Linked DNA regions of Homo sapiens: region 2 is linked to region 1. Evidence: read pairs that join two places in POLR2A ChIA-PET (ENCODE). Cell type or tissue: PC-9. All regions are shown on one strand. Links, peaks and the distances in the headings refer to the core of each region. The heading gives the core; the rest is flanking DNA. Region 1 overlaps APP (amyloid beta precursor protein). Region 2 overlaps APP (amyloid beta precursor protein).

Region 1 (2,924 bases), core at 149-2,648:
AGCTACTGTGGAAGGTCAAACTGCTAAAACCGACTGGTGTAACATTTGAATGCTGCCCTTTATATAAGCTTTATTTTTATAAATAAGCATCTGACTAGAAAGTCAGTAAAAGAGCATGATATAATCAGTCTGAAGCCCAGTGTTTTAAATATAATACACTAATTTTAGACCCAAGTATTTTAGTTTTGCTTTATTGTCTACAGTTTCTTAAGAAGATGTAACTTAAAAGAAAAAAAAAATCTTTTAAATGGCTCAATCAATTTATTAGAAATAAGCGGCAAAGAGCATCTGTTCCCACAGAGCAACTGTTAAGTTAATCCCCATTAAGTCGGCCTCAAAGCACTTGGATGCAGCTACAGGATGTGGGTGTGATAGGATCACACAGGCGAACACCTGATAGGGCCTTACACACACCGGGCTAATCAGAACATCAAAAAAAAAACCTGAAGTCTCTTGGAAGGACTGAAAAATCCAATCCCTCCCCAACCCCCCCAAAAAAACCTCCCAAAACAGACTATTCCATTCAATTCAGATTTTGTGAATTAATGAAATTTAAGAGCCACCTGAAACCACCAAAGATACACAGTGATTTTCTCCCGAATCTAAGGTCCAAATGACACAGGTAGAAAAATGCACTGATAAAATGTTAACAAAAATGCATGTCTAATACTTAGAGCTACGTGTGAGCAGGTTTTAGGAGAAGGATATTGATTCTCCCTGAGGCATGAGCATTACCCACCATTTCAGGAAGCCTCTGCAAGTGGAGAAGCCACAAACCCCTTCAAAAAGATCTCTCAATTACCCACTTCCCAGTCCCCTCTGATATGTGGTAAACAATTATTTCAATGAGGTTGGCAGAGATTTTTCAAAGCTAGCAGGCAGGCATTTTGCAGCTACCTCCAGCTGGTCCAAGCAGCCAAGGCTGTCACCAGTGCCTGGTCACCGCTGAAAACACAAGGAGGGGCAGGACTAGGGCAGGAGAGTAGATGGAGAGAGCTGTGTCCCGAACCAACATTCTTGAGATTCCTTTGCTAGTGTTTTTTCTTCAGGGTTCACTGAGAAGAGGAAGGTCAGATGGGGAGGGACAAAACCCAAGGAAATGAGGCTCATTTCAAACTCTAACAACTTGATCACAAACAAAATGTATGTAGAATTACAAATAAGTTATTCTGTTTTCAGGCATCAAAAATGTTATCAATGAAATGTTGAGATGCTAAAGCAGTGAAATGTGAAACGAAGCAGTGTCACAGGCAACTGGGCCTCTCCCCTGGCCCATCCCAGGAGGGATGAAGGGTGGCTGATATGAACTCTAAGGATTATTCTGAAGGGGCCAACAAATGTTACAAAGAGGCTCAAAAATAAAAATCAGAACCATTTTTCCCTCATTCATCCAGGGCCTACTCCTGGCCATGTTCTGTGCTTTGCACTTTATTCAATTTAATTCAATTTTTCTCCTAAGCAATCTATTTAGATACTTTGTAGATGTGGAAATTGGTTTAGGGAAGCTTACATCATTTTCTTGCAGTCATATTTCTAGTAAATTGAAAGAGTTGTGACTCAGATCCAAGGTCTGAATGACTCCAACATCCACACTCAGAACTTCCTTCACTTGGGATTGAGAAAAAGGGAAATAATGGAATTGGGAGGGGGAGAGAAGACACCAAGTAGAGATATCAGCATTCAGAACTTCCTGCAGGAGAGGGTGAAAGAAGCTGGCAGCCAGGAACTGAGGGCCTTACTGATTACTTTAGTATCTTACCAATCAATTGCATTCCAAGGCTTGCTTACTTAGGAGGCTGACTGCTTAGTCCAAGAAGAAACACTGGCTGAACTCTTTGACTTATTTTGCTGGAGGCAGAGAAGATAAGTGGTTAAGAGTAAAGACAATGAAAACATAGTTTAAACCCAGTCCACTGGCCAGCTCCCTCCCAGCTGGGGATAACAGTAGGTACCTCACAGGCTGCTGAAAAGAAAAAATTAAGTGAAAGCACTTTTCAACAAGGCCTGGTTCATAGAATGAGCTACATACAGTACCTGGTAATTAGTATTACTATTGCCACAACCAAGGAGGCCTCTCAGCAAACTATTTTTACATATGCCAGAAATACAGTTATTTTTTCCAGACTAATAAATCACAAACAATATGGCACGGTTGACCGCCAGGTTACTGATGCAATTTCTTTTCACTGGAACCAAAAAACAAAACCACCACCAAATCTGAACTAAGTATAATACAATAATTCTCCCTGTCTTAAATTTTAAAATACAGAAGAAAAGATGAATTGCTGTATACTCTAAACGCTCTTTTAAATGTTTGGAGTACAGAATGTCTTTCATGAAATCATCTTGATTAAAATGTACATTCTTTTCCAAGAAGGGAGTAAACTGAGTATGGAAGACCCTCACCATTAGTTTTTATAAATGATTGATCAATGGGAATCGTCACTGAAAAATTGCATACAATTTTTGGAATGAATGCAAATTGATGGAATGTTTGTAAGCTCATGTGCTTCTTCCAACACCCCAGCATGCTCCCACCTCACAGCCTTTACACTGTATTGTTCTCTCCAGGTTTAATACTTGTAGAAAAGGGGAAAAAAACCTTTTTTCTCTACCCTGTTAGGTTCAGCACATGAGGCCTTGCCAATTAAACTGACGAGACAGATTCGCAGGGGAAAAAACACAAATTTTATTTAATGTTATTATTTTTACATGAGGGAGGGGAGAGGAGGGAGCTCCACAGAAAAGCAAAAACCCAAAAGAAGCAGTTAGGCCTGAGAGCATACACACCATTTTAACAAAGAGCAATAAACTGTGGAGAAGTCACAAGACAAAGGAGAGGGGATTAGGGCTTCCAGGGGAAGTGTGGTAAGGTAAATATATGGGGGAAACTAATAGAAGATAAGGGTTATTTCAATAAGGTT
Region 2 (2,924 bases), core at 256-2,755, 190 kb before region 1:
TAAAAACACAGAAACCTTCATACAGGAATGGTAGGGAAAAACCCCTCTGTTATCTCTATAGAAACATATTCTCTTAAAGTAATTGCTATTACTATTGTCACAATATTCATACTTAAGACGGGTTATTCATATGATCAGAAAAACAAAAGAATTCAGTGGCTCACGAAAAGGATATTGATAAAGAGAGTTTAAGAAACATTTTTTTTTTTTAACCTGCAGGCATATAATCCGGATCACCCTCATGTCTTTAAATCTTCTGTTACTAGCAATAATTTTTCTGTGTATTAATACTACAGTCTGGTTATATTGGCATTAGATGGCTAATCTCATTATTAAAATATATGGCAAAGAACAGAGGAAGAGATCTGTCCCAGGAGGACTAATTATACCGAATCCTATTTATTGTCACTACTGTTTCTGAAACAGTGTTTAGCTCATAATTATGTGCTGTCTGTTTGCAACTGATGTGACATTTTTTAATTTGTACTAAACTCACCTCACAATCACACTGCCTTTTAAAAAATCATTCAAAATAATTTATTAAAGGATTAAGAACAGGCACCACCGAAATGGCTTAGACATCATTTACAGCAAGAGGAAAGAGAAACATAAGATTTACATTTTAGAACATTACTCATTTTCCTCTCTGGAAACAAGAGCGTAATGTATTTCTACCTCTAGGCACAGTTCCTGCCACAATTTGGTTGCTAATAAATATTTGTTAATTAAATTAATGAGTAACTTGCAGCTAGATACAATTTCAGAAATAGGCCCAGTAGTGCAGAATATCCTTCATAGTCTTCAAGTAGAAAACAAACACCTCTCTACTCAGAATAGTGGCCTTCCCAATTTTCACCGAAATACTGACATTAATAAACCTACTTGATGTATCTATATAGTGTGCTTGGGTACTTTAGAAAGTAGTTTTAACTGGGAACTCTTCCCAGAAAATATTTAATGGACTTCATAGCGTGCACAAACTCGTCTCAAAGAGAAGATTCATTTCATTAATTTCAAAACATCTCACATATTGTGTTCTTATAGTTTGATGTCAAATTGATGTAGGTAATATTGAAGAAAATTTAATGGCCTTTCCTGATAAAAGCTAACACGGTTTTGGAGATGGAGTCTCACTCTGTCGCCCAGGCTGGAGTGCAGTGGTGCACCTCCACCTCAACTCACTGCAACCTCCACCTCCTGGGTTCAAGCAATTCTCTTGCCCCAGCCTCTTGAGTTCAGCTGGGATTACAGGCGTGCACCCTCACACCGACCTAATTTTTGTATTTTTAGTAGAGAAGGGTTTCACTATGTTGGATAGGCTGGTCTCAAACTCCTGACCTCAGGTGATCCACCTGCCTCGGCCTCCCAAAGTGCTGGGATTACAGGCGTGAGCCACCGCCCCTGGTGCTAGTACATTTTTTATTGATTTCCCCATTTCTTAGACGTATTTACTTTTTCATTTTTCTTTTATACGATTTCTCAAATTTGGTGTTGCTGGGACTTGGGAAAAGTCTCATACATTTGACTAATGGCAGGATGACTCAATGCCAGTCACGTCTGAATATGTAGCTTATTACTTGACAGTTCACGTGGGAAGTGTATTAAAATTATTAAGTCCTATTGTCCCACTCCACAGCTTTATGCTTGATCTAGAAATCTGGCATCTTATCATAATAGACACTTGTGCCCTAAACCCGTTTCTTATGGAAGGCAGTGAAGTGTCAAGAGCGTTTAAAAGCCCTGGGCATAATCCTGCCAAGAAGGAAGTAAATGACTCACTGTACGGGAATCACCCCAACCTTTCCAGGTCACAGAAAACCCTCTCCTGGAGCATTAAATTGCACCCTGGTGGTTTCCAAAACTGAACAAAGCAATTCTCTCCTGCTTTCATAAATAGGTTCAGAACTATTATTTTCACAGTTTTACACCCTGGATTTCAAGAAATCTTGAGCATATAAAATGTAGAAAATTTCCGTGTGCAGGTTTAAAAATCACACTTTAGAGAGTTAAGTCTCTCTGTGCTTGAGATGATCTTAGTTAAACGTAATATTTGGGGAAACTGCCATGGGGACCTCTGAATCACCACCTTTATTGTCTTTAATGCCAGGAGTTGAGCTGAATTTTTAAAGTCTCCTGCAAAATTTATCCACCTTCCTTTCTTCAGAAAGGCAAACAAATGATCTTTGTAGTTTAAGGTGAGTATAAAAGGGCAAATGATAATCCCATGCCAAGGTGGACACAGAAGTCTTGAATGAAGCAATGGAGAAAATGGCAGTAGATTCTCACACTCTCCCCCTTTGGTGTTTCTTAAGTTTTAACAATATGGATCCATTAGATGGAAGGATATTGAACAACTAATCTCTATTAATCCACTTAGTTCATAAGGCCAGAGCAAAACTTTTGTTTATGGCCAAGGAGTTATCCCAATGTTCCTTCCCAGGGTATCCGGTTTGCTGATGCGGCTCTGATTTTGTACTGAACATGACGCAGGAGCATCTAGGAGTCATCTATCATCTGTTCTCTCCTTCCCGTGGAAGCAGATCACTTCCTCATAGGGATGTGTCACCAAAGCCTCCATGTACTTCCTCTAACAATCTTTCTCCTCTTACGGAGGAAGACATCTTCCTACTTCACAATTTTGTCTCAACTTTCAATGAATCCTTTTGATTTTCTAATTATGGCTAACAAAAGCTAAAACAACAGAAATTGCAGAAAGAGGAGAAAAATTAACTCCAATTTGCAGACGGAATAGGAGGAATCCCTTTATTAAATCACTTGCTCCTAGTTACAGGTTATAAAGATGGCAAACCTGGGAAGTAAAGACAAGAGTTTATGTTATAAAAGGTAGAAAATAGGAGTGGTTTTAATTCTCTCATCACTTAGTGACCTTTTTTCTTTTCTTTTTTTTTTTTTTTTTTCTGAGA

Evidence for each region. ChIA-PET counts read pairs that join two places held together with the same protein. Peaks named below come from ENCODE experiments on the same cell type or tissue, not always from the same donor. Only the 100,000 strongest peaks of a DNase experiment are listed, where the experiment ranks them.
Region 2: POLR2A ChIA-PET joins it to region 1 with 5 read pairs; 3 of 35 experiments call an interaction of 5 or more read pairs at or near these places.

The regions. Positions count from the first base shown.
Region 1 is chr21:26,147,378-26,150,301 of GRCh38, forward strand. All of the region lies in intron 1 of APP (amyloid beta precursor protein), which reads right to left. LOC124900466 (a long non-coding RNA gene) reads right to left here. Exons shown (of 2, transcript XR_007067829.1): 1 at 1,760-2,924. Among named protein-coding and RNA genes, the nearest start is that of APP, 22 kb to the right of the region's middle. RefSeq lists an enhancer at 1,559-2,128. In PC-9, for the core only: no CTCF peak of the experiment used is centred there; no DNase peak of the experiment used is centred there; H3K27ac peaks cover 1,197 bases.
Region 2 is chr21:25,961,707-25,964,630 of GRCh38, forward strand. All of the region lies in intron 11 of APP (amyloid beta precursor protein), which reads right to left. Among named protein-coding and RNA genes, the nearest start is that of APP, 210 kb to the right of the region's middle. In PC-9, for the core only: no CTCF peak of the experiment used is centred there; a DNase peak (open chromatin) is centred at 1,725; H3K27ac peaks cover 1,734 bases.